Regions from separate parts of the Homo sapiens genome. Here regions 1 and 2 are each linked to region 3. Evidence: chromatin contacts called from ENCODE Hi-C data. All regions are on one chromosome and are shown on one strand. The core of a region is the stretch at or near the end of the contact, and the rest is flanking DNA. Distances in the headings are between cores, read along the strand shown.

Evidence for each region. Hi-C counts contacts between places; a loop is a spot of excess contacts on that map. Pooled maps may share reads with other maps.
Region 1: a map of naive thymus-derived CD4-positive, alpha-beta T cell shows a loop between it and region 3 (13-fold over the local background). The contact joins the promoter of ZDHHC11B here to the promoter of SLC9A3-OT1 in region 3. A Hi-C loop is called at or near these places in 1 of 168 maps with a recorded cell type or tissue (naive thymus-derived CD4-positive, alpha-beta T cell), 1 of 37 single-sample maps with no recorded cell type and 12 of 50 pooled maps.
Region 2: a map with no recorded cell type shows a loop between it and region 3 (11-fold over the local background). The contact joins the promoter of LRRC14B here to the promoter of SLC9A3-OT1 in region 3. A Hi-C loop is called at or near these places in 2 of 37 single-sample maps with no recorded cell type and 9 of 50 pooled maps.

Annotation. Positions count from the first base shown.
Region 1 is chr5:783,310-786,522 of GRCh38, forward strand. ZDHHC11B (zDHHC palmitoyltransferase 11B (putative)) reads right to left here and starts at 1,420. Exons shown (of 14, transcript NM_001351303.2): 1 at 1,359-1,420. RefSeq lists enhancers at 1-114, 1,699-2,437 and a silencer at 1,369-1,798.
Region 2 is chr5:189,523-192,767 of GRCh38, forward strand. It overlaps LRRC14B (leucine rich repeat containing 14B), which reads left to right and starts at 1,973. Exons shown (of 2, transcript NM_001080478.3): 1 at 1,973-2,915. The coding sequence starts at 2,017. It overlaps LOC124900929 (a long non-coding RNA gene), which reads right to left. Exons shown (of 2, transcript XR_007058670.1): 2 at 3,206-3,245. It overlaps PLEKHG4B (pleckstrin homology and RhoGEF domain containing G4B), which reads left to right. Exons shown (of 20, transcript NM_052909.5): 20 at 1-444. RefSeq lists an enhancer at 1,638-1,687.
Region 3 is chr5:471,074-474,721 of GRCh38, forward strand. SLC9A3-OT1 (SLC9A3 3' UTR overlapping transcript 1) reads right to left here and starts at 1,892. Exons shown (of 2, transcript NR_024158.1): 1 at 1,606-1,892; 2 at 1-892. SLC9A3 (solute carrier family 9 member A3) reads right to left here. Exons shown (of 17, transcript NM_004174.4): 17 at 1-2,309. The coding sequence ends at 2,306. SLC9A3-AS1 (SLC9A3 antisense RNA 1) reads left to right here and starts at 2,163. Exons shown (of 7, transcript NR_125375.1): 1 at 2,163-2,326. RefSeq lists enhancers at 844-1,486, 1,487-2,127 and silencers at 1,371-1,500, 1,861-1,930, 2,051-2,870.

The DNA.
Region 1 (3,213 bases), core at 170-2,669, 310 kb after region 3:
TCAAGGCGCCGGCATCAGGCTGCAGCTGCCTCACTCCCCTCCACTTCCTGCCCCTTCCCGGCCTTGGTCCAGCCCCATCTCCTAGTCCCAGGCCACAGGGAGCTGGGTCACCTCCCAGGGGCAGGGGCTGGCTGGGCGTGGGGGGAGACCTCTCCCCCTGAGAAGTCAGGCGGGGAGGGGTGGCCGGGGTGGGCGGAGGGGCCCAGTCCTCTATCGGTCCCCCAGGGGCCCTGCACGCAGAAGAGCCAATAAACATGCCAGGTGGATCAGCGGTGACACTGAGAGGGAACGCAACACCCCATCAAAACAGCAGCCCCCCAACCCCCATCAAAACAATAGCCCCCAACCCCCATCAAAACAGCAGCCCCCAAACCCCTATCAAAACAGCAGCGCCCAAACCCCCATCAAAACAGCAGCCCCCAACCCCCATCAAAACAGCAGCCCCCAAATACCCATCAAAACAGCAGCCCCCAAACCCCATCAAAACAGCAGCCCCCTAAACCCCATCAAAACAGCAGCCTCCCAAACCCCATCAAAACAGCAGCCCCCCAAGCCCCATCAAGACAGCAGCCCCCCTAAACGCTTATCAAAACAGCAGCCCCGCCACTGCCCGGGAGGGACAGGCTTCTCACCTCCCTCGGCTCCGTTTACGTAACCGAAACCGCAGAATAAAGGGCTCCTCAGATCCTCGGGCGCTGCTCCCAGGGGTGCGGGAAGGTGTCCCGGCAGCGCCTCTCCATCGCCACAGGCCCGCGGACAGTAGCCAAGGCCCGGGGCAGCTGGAGGCTCTGCGGGGGGCGGTCTGACAGCCCCACCTGCCAGGACGCGGTGGTGTCAGGACCCCGAGACCCGCTCATTCTGGGCCGTTTCTGTGGCCAGGGATCTCAAAACGTGCTGCGGGCAGTGGCTTCATTCCAGCCCTCCACGCCCTAATTTCCCACGCCTCACACCGGCGGCCCCCTACGCCTGGGAATAGGGAAACGGTTCCAGCCCCGGGCTGGGCAGGGTCTGGAGGGAAGGGCTGCAGGGGCGTCCGTGGCCGCGAAGAAAGGCCAAAGCGCCAGGCACAGGGCCCGGAGAAAGTGACAGACCTGTCCCTGGCGCGGCCGACGGTGACCCCCGCTCGCGGCCTTTGCAAAGCCTCCCCGTCGCGTCCTCGCACCGAGCCCGCAGCGCCGAACTCCGGGCATCCCAATCCGGGGGCTCAGGGACGCGCAGGGCGGCCCGGGAATGTGGCTCGGGGGAGCGCGGGGGGCAGGGGCTGCGGCGCAGGTGGCTGCTGGGGCTGACGGGCCCAGTCTCCGCCCCCGGGTGCCCCCCGCGCCGCGCCCGCAGGACCGAGCCCCGCGCCCGCTTACCTTGGAGACGCAGCAACTGCAGCGGAGGCTCCCCCGCGACCCGGCCGCGCGCGACCAAGTGCTCAGCGCAGCGCTCCCCCTGCCGCCCCGCCCCGCCCCCAGCCCCGCCCCCAGCGTCCCGCGCCCGCCCCTCGTGTTCATTGGCAGCCCCGCCCCCGCCGCCCCACCAGGCCCGGAGCATGCGCGGGCGCACTGAGACCTCAGCCTTACAAGACCGGCTCCGCTGAGGCTCCGCCGGCCGCCAGGTATCCGCTCAGCGCAGGGCGCGGCGGACCTGCGGGCCGTGGGAACCGCTGGGCAGTGGCAGCGAGGCCCCTCACCTGTCTCTGGGGCCCCCCGGGGACGACCGGACCCCGATCTCTGCGCCCCGCAGGACGCGCGTTGACGGTGCGGCGGGGGATGGATGAGCGCGGCCGCGGCCTCCTGGGGTGGGGTGGGTTGGCGGCGGGGCCTCGAGGACAGTGCGGGGCGAGCCCCGACCGCGCCCAGTTCTTTAAGGAGCCGCAGACGGTGCAGGGAAGCGGCAGGGCCGGGCTGTGAGGGTGCTCGGACCCCAAGGCGGGGCGCACCCAGGGGACTGGGCTTCCAGGTGGGGACAGCGCGGCCGGGGATCGACCTGAGCAGGGAGACGGGTCCGTGCCGGGCGCCCAGCGCAGCTGCTCGGGAGTGGGCCGCCCTTCACGCAGGAGTGGAGGAGCGGAGCGCGCACCCCTGACCCCGGCCTCAGCTTCCGTTCTCCCTGCAGGTCGCCCGTGTGCAGCGCCACCATCCCGGCCGCTCTTCCAATCTCGCCTTTCTCCGGGCACCTGCCGCCCCTCCCCCGCTCCCCAGACAGGCTTTGCGGAGGGGGCTCATTCCGCCCGGGGCTGCCGGGCCCTCCGCAGGAGTTGGCTCCCCACAAGGTTCCGGGGCCGAGACGACAGGGCGGTTCTGTGGTGCTGGGTGCTGGGACTTCAGGGGCACAGGGGCACCTGCCCTGGAGGAGGCCGAGGCGCAGCCCCCCAGGAGGAAGGGGTGCCTCTGGTGACTTTCAGCGGGACTCTTCCAGCCGGACTCTAGTGCAGCTGAGCTCCTCCCCCAGTCCCGGCTCTGTCCCTGCCCCAGGTGTCCAGCAGGCCCTGGAATCCGCAAAGGCAGAAGGGGAAGTTGGGGTGCTGGGTGCTGGGCAGGGGGTGCTGAGGCCTCACAGCCCGGCGGCTTGGCCCCCACCCACCCCACGGTGGTCCCGCGCCCCACACTTCCTCTCCTCTCCTGTGGTTTCTCCTTCCACTCAGTGCTGCCCAGAGATGGGCTTCTGTCTAGTTCTCCTGAGAAATTCCACACTCGCAGCTGGGAAGTCGGGGGACCCCCGAAGCTGTGCGGCGGCCACGCTGCGGCTCCTGCTTCCCTCCTGCTCGGGTGCGGGCTCGGCTGCCTTCTCGTCCCGCGGAGCCCGGAGTGCCTCCCCCTCGGGTAGATCCTACTAACAGCATCAAAGAAATAATGAAATAATCTCTCCTTGGTGTGTTCTTACCGTCCTAATAGGCACAAGGGGACTCTTCAGTGCATTTTCCAAAACCTGTACAAACTCTCTTGACATAAATGCAGTGAGTTTACAATAAAATCGCAGTGGGAGGTAACGTCAGGCTTCAGAGGCAGACATGGTCCTGGAGCCTTTGGGAGGAGAGGAGAGGAGAGGCAGCGGGCGCGGGGCGGCGTCCAGGGGGCTGAGCGAGGTCTGGGCAGGAGGACAGAGCTGAGCCTTGGGCTGCCCTGGCCCCTGCGCAGGACACACAGTGACCGGGGCTGGGGTGGGCACCCCGGTTCTACCGTCGGGAGTCGGCGTGTTCATGGAGTCTGTTTCCTTGTCTGTGGG
Region 2 (3,245 bases), core at 723-3,222, 280 kb before region 3:
AGGTCTGAGAAAGAACGCCTGTTTGTCATGGCATTTCCTGTAAGGAGCCCAGAGCCGTGGCCCCAGGTTGGGACGGCGGCGCCAGAGCTGGGCCTGAGTCTGACCCAACCTGTGCTGAGTGGTCCTGCTGGAATGGGAACCCCAAGAGGACCACCCCTCTCTAAAAGAAGGGAAAACAGTAAGCGAGAGGGAGGCTGCAGGGGCCCAGACCTTGGCTGACCTTCCTAGCCATGGTCTCCACCCTCCGAGACCCAGGGGCCCCGCAGTGACAGCAGGGTGTTGGGCCACACAGAGCCCGAGTAGGTAAAGGAAGGTTCTGGAAACCACTTTTCAGAACCCAAAAGGTGTCTGGGAAATGGCGTTACCTGCCACTGTTGTTAAGTGTTTACTTTGTATCAATACTGAATTGTTAAAAATTTTAATCATAAAAACCAATGGAACATGTTTTTCTACTGTGTCCTTCGAGATTCTCTTATCTGGTCCTGGAAAGGGGCCGTGTGTCTGGGGAAACCTCTTGTGCACCTCATGAGGGGAGCCCGGGGGCCCACATCGGCTGGCCGAGGGCGGCCACCCCTGAAGGGTGGGGTCAGGGCCCACCCACCTCTTCACACACACCTCCGCCTGCTGGACAGTGCCTGGGCCCCACAACGGAGCACAGTCCCTTCTGCATGGGTCGCCTCCCGGGGAGAGGCATTGCTCAGGCTCAGGGAACAAACTGGGGAGGGTCAGACAGGGAGGCTGGTGGGGCACCCATGACCAGCACCCTCCAAGCTTGCTCAGCAGCCTTCCCCCTCCCACTGCTGTTTCTCTTTCTGTCTCCCCGTCTGTCTGTCTTTCTCAGTCTCTGTCTCTGCCTACCAGTCTCTCTCTCTCTCTCTTAGTCTCTGTCTCTCCCTTTCTGTCTCTCTCTCAGTCTGTCTCTTTCTGTTTCCCTTTCTCTCTCCCTCAGTCTCTGTCTCTCTCCCTCTTAGTTTCTGTCCCTCTGTCTCTGTCTCAGTCTCCGTCACTCACTTCTCTCAGTCTCCCTCAGCCTCTGTCTCATGGCCGTGACCCTCCAAAGCCCATGGACACGTGGTGCCCTGTAGTGATGTGTGCAGTGATGTGTGCAGCGATGTGTGCTGACCCTGCCCTGAGTGGCAGTGTCACGGGGAGAGGTGAGTGCAGCACCCATCAGCTGTCCAACACGGTCAGTGCTGGGAGTGAACCATCAGGCACCGCCCCCCAACACAGGTGTATCCCATTCCCTGCAGCTTTCCCTGCCGCACAGGCGGCAGGGTTGCAGACAGGACACTGCAGCTCAGAGAGAGCTGGGGGCTCATCCGAGGCCATCAGGGAGGCTCCACCTCTCCCAGCCACTCTCTCCCATGGAAAGTAGGGAAGCCACCCCCGCCGGGTCCTTGGGGAGAAGGAAAGGCACAGGGAAGGGGCAAAACAGCAGCTCCATTCCTGGCCACTCGTCTCACCCCAGATGCGAGGCGAAGTGTGGGAGCGGCCCCAGAGGCCACTGTGGAAAGGGAACTGGTTACCGAGTGAGGCGCAGGGGCCTGGCCTGTTCTCTGCCCCGTTGACTGGTGGGGGAGGTGCCCAGAGCTGGGCAGTAGCCCCGCTTGGATGGTAAACAGGACCTGCCCGCTGGCCTCACCGGCCGCCAGCACGAACGCCTGCCAAGACTGGCTTTCTGCAGCATGGAGCACAGGCTTCTCTGCCCAGCCCTGCCATGGGCACGGGCTGCCTTTCTGTGTCGGCTGGGTGCCTGAGCCAAGCAGCTCCCAACGGCTGGGTGCCTGAGCCAAGCAGCTCCCAACGGCTGGGTGCCTGAGCCAAGCAGCTCCCAACGGCTGCGTGCCCCGAGGCCGGGCAGACGCAGGTGTCCCAGGACCAAAATAGCAGTCAGATGATCATAAGGCCCCGTGGCAGGGCCCCCAGGGCAGGCTGCTCACAGCTGCTGCAGCTAAAGATAGGCGTGAAGGGCACACGCCTTGGGGAAAGTCGTGGGGAGCGGTCCTGTCTCGGGCCATGGACACAATGAGGTCACTCCGCTTCATTTCTGCAGAAGCTCTGGTGTCCCACCCCCAGGTGGCCCGGCAGAGCCTGGACAGCGTGGCCCACAACCTCTACCCACTCCTGTTCAAAGCCAGCTACCTGCTGGAGCAGGCGGAGGTGACGCGCGCGGTGCTGGGGCGCTGGCCCCTGGAGGAGTTCCGGCTGGGAGCGCTGCTGGGTCCTGGTGCCGACCACCCCCAGGACCTGCGCGACAGAACCTGCAGGGCCTGCCTGGAGGCGCTGGTGCGCGGCCTCGCGGACCACGTGCTGCAGGACCGGAGCCGCCGGCGGCTGCGGGTGGCTGACCTCACGGGCATCCGAGATGTGCAGGTGCAGCGGTGCCCGTGCGGGAGGGCGCTGGGCAGGTGGGGCCGCACCCAGCTGCTGGCCAGGACCTGCTGTGAGCTGCAGGCAGAGCCCCTCGCAGCCGGGCGCCCCGTCGAGGTCCTCGCCGACCTCTTCGTCACTGAGGGCAACTTCGAGGCGGTGGTGCAGGCTCTGAGGCCAGCGGGCCCGGCCCCTCTGCGGGTGCACTGCCCCTCGTTCCGGGCGGACAGCCTGAGCCCCAGCCAGCTCCTGCACGTGCTGCGTCTGGCTGGCCCGGGTGCCCTGCGCAAGCTGGAGGTGGTGCACAACGTGCGGCTGCATGCGGGCCACGTGCAGCAGCTTCTGGCCCAGGTGGGCTTCCCCCGGCTGGCCTCGCTCACCCTGCCCACCAAGGCCTTTGATGCACCCCCCACCTACGCCTCCACTCCCGACGGCGAGGACCCCCTCCTCGCCTCCATCGCCCGGGAGCTCAGCAAGATGGCGCAGCTCACTGAGCTCAGTGTGGCCTTCTCCACGCTGACCGGGAAGATCCCGACGCTGCTTGGGTGAGTCTTGGGGAGGGGACTGAGGGCGGGCTGGTGGCTGCAGAGGCAAGGAGAGATCGTCCAGGGGCCTGCTCATGTCCAAGGCCATGAGGCTACACGGCCTCCAGCCTCTCACTCCGGGTGTGGCCACAGCCACAGGACAGCGGCCCCGCCAAGGGGCAAGAGCACCGAAAGTCAGAGCCACCAGGAAAGAAGCGGGCTGCCATGTGTGACTTAGGGATGTGGAGAGAATGCCAGTTAAAAAAAGAGAATACGGAAATTACCAAACAGACGAAACAGAAGTGCCTACGTGGTGTGAGGAGTTGTCTATTGTTGATGAACGACTCACCC
Region 3 (3,648 bases), core at 642-3,141:
ACTCTGGTTCCGTGTTTGTGTTTAGCCTGTGCAATTCTCGTCAACACAGAACACCTGCCTGCCCACCCCCGGTGCTGAAGACCGACCAGTCAAGGAGGTGTTGGTGGGAGTGTTGTGTTCACCATGTGGAGATCAGGCGGCGATTACCGCATCTTCTTTGCTGACTTTGGTAACCGGGTGTCCAGGGAGGAGCGATCGGGAGTGGCCAAGCAGTTGCCTGGACTCAGCTTCTGACTCTGCAGCTGGGAGTCAGATGCAGGCCCAAGGGTCCAGGGGAGTTGTTCAGCGCCTGGAATCGCCATGCATTGCGCGGTGGACCGCACGACGCTCCTGCTCTGTTCTCCCAGGCACAGACAGGCACTTGGAAGGCAGCTTTGCTCCTCTGGCCACCCGGAAACCTCCCAGCAGTTCAGATGGGACAAACTGGGGGCCTGTCAGAACAGCCACTTGTGCCGGGAAGGCCAGGCCCCGGCCTGCTCCGATGAACGTCAGGACGGTGGCTGCAGCAGGGAACCAGGGCTGGCCTTGGATCTGTCCAGTAGGGTCACTGACTGGGCAGGGCTTGCTGCATAGAGGATGGCTGCATTTTGTGCTCAGAGTTGGTTGAAATGGCTACGAAGTGTGGAGAATAACCACTGAATCCCAAAAAGTCACTGCGCTTGATCTGATCCAAGTAACAGTGACTGCAGTTAGGGTCGAGAGCTTCTCCGAAGCAGCGGTCATGCAGGCTTTTGTGTGGCTGACGCTTCCCTTTTTCACAACAGTAAAAAGCTATCAATGGGAAATTGTGGACTTTTCCCACCAGGGACTCAATGGGGACTCAATGTGCAATATTCAGTCAACATAAAACTCTTTAAGAACTCCTCCTGACTGGTGACTGTCAACACTTGATCTGAAACGTGAATAGTTTAATTTTCCTGAGCAAGGAGCTGCGAGTCTAGCTTTAGAAAAGCCCCTAGGAGTGTCCACCTCCACCACTTCCACCGTGCAGGCAGGTTTCAGGTGGGTTGGACCCTGTGGGACTTGCCGTCTGAGGGATGGATGGACTCCGAGCACCCTCCCCGGCTCAGCACCCGCGGCCTCCGCCCACTCAATGGACTGTGCCTCCCAGAGCTTGGGCTGGATGGTCTCCCTGCAGAGGACCAGGAGCTCTGTCCAAGGCCTCGCCCTGGGACGCTGGAAGGGGTGGGAAGGGTCAGGGGTCCGGGGTCTAGGACAGGCTCAGGGGTCTCAGCAGGTTCTCCTTGGAGGGCCTGAGCCTGGTAGGGGGGCGGTGCCCTGGGCCCCTCCATGCCCCCTGGTTTGTTAAGGGGGACAGAGCAGCTGCTGGGCCCCACCATCCACTTAAGGACTGGCCGTGATTCTTGGCAAGCTCCGCCCGCCAGGCCACCTCTCACCCAGCCAGGGCACCCCGGGCGACCTCCGCGCCAGGTGCGACAGCTCAGGCCGGAGACCTCGTCTGTGGGGACGGGCCGTGTCCGGGGCCGCCACCCTGAGACCGGGCGCGGGCAGGACGGAACCTGGGGGGGAAACGGGGCAGGTACTGGCTTTAGGAGTCTAAATCCCCAAACGCTGAGCAGACGGAAGACGTTCCTGCCACTTTACCTGCAGTTCAAAGACCTGGCGAGGGCCTGGAAACGGCGCTCGGCCCAGGCCGCTTGCGGGCGCTGGGCCTGCAGCCGCTGCAGGTCGGGCCCTGAGTCCTGGCGCTCGGGAGGTCCCTGAGTCGGTCCCCGAGTCAGTCCCCGGGCGCGGGGCTCGGTTGGGGGGGCCCGGAACCTTGGGCTGGTTTCACGCAAATCCGTTTGGGGCGAGCCTCGGTTTCCCGGCAGCGGTGGGAAAGGGCGCGAGCGGCCAGCCATGGCGCGCGGACCCTTCCCGCCGGCGGCGTCACAGCGGCGTCTCCTCCTGCTCCAGCGCGTGCGGCGGTGCGTGGCACGAGGGCGGCAGCGACGCCAGCTTCAGCAGCGCGGGGCGGCGGCGCGCGCGAGGCCGCTGGAACGAGCGCCGGCTGTGCACGCGGCGCGCCGCCGCCGAACGCGCGTGCGCACTCGGCAGCCCTCGGCGCTCCGGCCCCGCCCCCGGCGCAGGCCCCGCCCCCGGCTCGCCCTCGGGCGGCTCTGCGGGCGCAGGCGCGGCACTCTCGGAGTTCTGCGCAGGCGCTGGCGTGGGCGAGGCGGGGCTCGGGGCTCGCGGTCGCTGTAGCCGCGCGGGGATCTGGGGTTTCTCTGGGACAGCGGCGGCGGCGGTGGGCGGACCGTGGCGCGGGGACGAGCGGCCGGTTAGCGGCGTGTCGGAGCCGGTGTCACCTGCGGGAGAGGAAGGCGTGAGCGGCGCGCGGAGCCCGGGCGCTGGGGCGGGAGGGGCGTCCCCGGGGGCCTCAGCTGTCCCCGAGCCCGGCGGCTCTCGCCTCCCCTCCCGCGGCGCACCCCAGGCTCGGCGTCCGCTGGGGCCTCCTCCCAGGACCCGGGTTCGCGGGGCAGAGGCGGAAGCAGCAACAGCGAAGCCCCAGCCCGGCCCCGCCACGTCCCCCCGCCGGGGGTCCCGGGACAGCGGCCTCCTCGGCGCAGGAAGGTCCCGCCCCAGGCCCTGCAGCGCGGGAGGTCAAGGTCCCCAAGGGGACCTGCTTCCTCCATCTCAAACCGCCCTGGCGTCCCCCGGGTGCCTCCCAGGCCCCCAGAGGGAGCTCAGAAAGCCCAGACCCCACGGCCCGCCCCTCTCCCTGCTCTGAGCTGGAGGCAGAGTCCGGGTCTGCGGGGCCGGCCCTCCCTGTATCCCTGTGAGAGGGTCGGGGACCCGGGGCGTCTGTCTGGCTTCCCCCAGCCCTGCTCTCAGCTCCCTGGGAGCGCAGGATTTGGACTCGCGGACTAGCTTTCGGAGCCACCTAAAGGAAATCTCAGGCGGCCCTAGTGCCCTCAGCTCCGTGGGAGCAGCAGAGACGCCAGAGTATCTCTGTCCGGGCTCCTGAGGGAGGTGCGGCCAGCAGGGCGCTAGAGGAGGAAGAGGGGCTGCTGGAGAGAGAGAGCGCGCCAGGTTCAGGTCCAGGGAGGAGAGAGAGCGAGCGCGCGAGGCGGAGACCTGGAGGGAGAGGAGCTGCGGAGAGGGGTTAGGCGGGGAGGGAGAGAGAGAACCAGGTTCCGGTCCAGGGAGGAGAGAGACAGCGCGCGCGAGGCGGAGACCTGGAGGAGAGGAGCTGCGGAGAGGGGTTAGGCGGGGAGAGAGAGAGAGCGAGCCAGGTTCAGGTCCAGGGAGGAGAGAGACAGCGCGCGCGAGGCGGAGACCTGGAGGGAGAGGAGCTGCGGAGAGGGGTTAGGCGGGGAGGGAGAGAGAGAACCAGGTTCAGGTCCAGGGAGGAGAGAGACAGCGCGCGCGAGGCGGAGACCTGGAGGAGAGGAGCTGCGGAGAGGGGTTAGGCGGGGAGAGAGAGAGAGCGAGCCAGGTTCAGGTCCAGGGAGGAGAGAGACAGCGCGCGCGAGGCGGAGACCTGGAGGGAGAGGAGCTGCGGAGAGGGGTTAGGCGGGGAGGGAGAGAGCCAGGTTCAGGTCCAGGGAGGAGAGAGACAGCGCGCGCGAGGCGGAGACCTGGAGGGAGAGGAGCTGCGGAGAGGGGTTAGGCGGGGAGAGAGAGAGCGAGCCAGGTTCAGGTCCA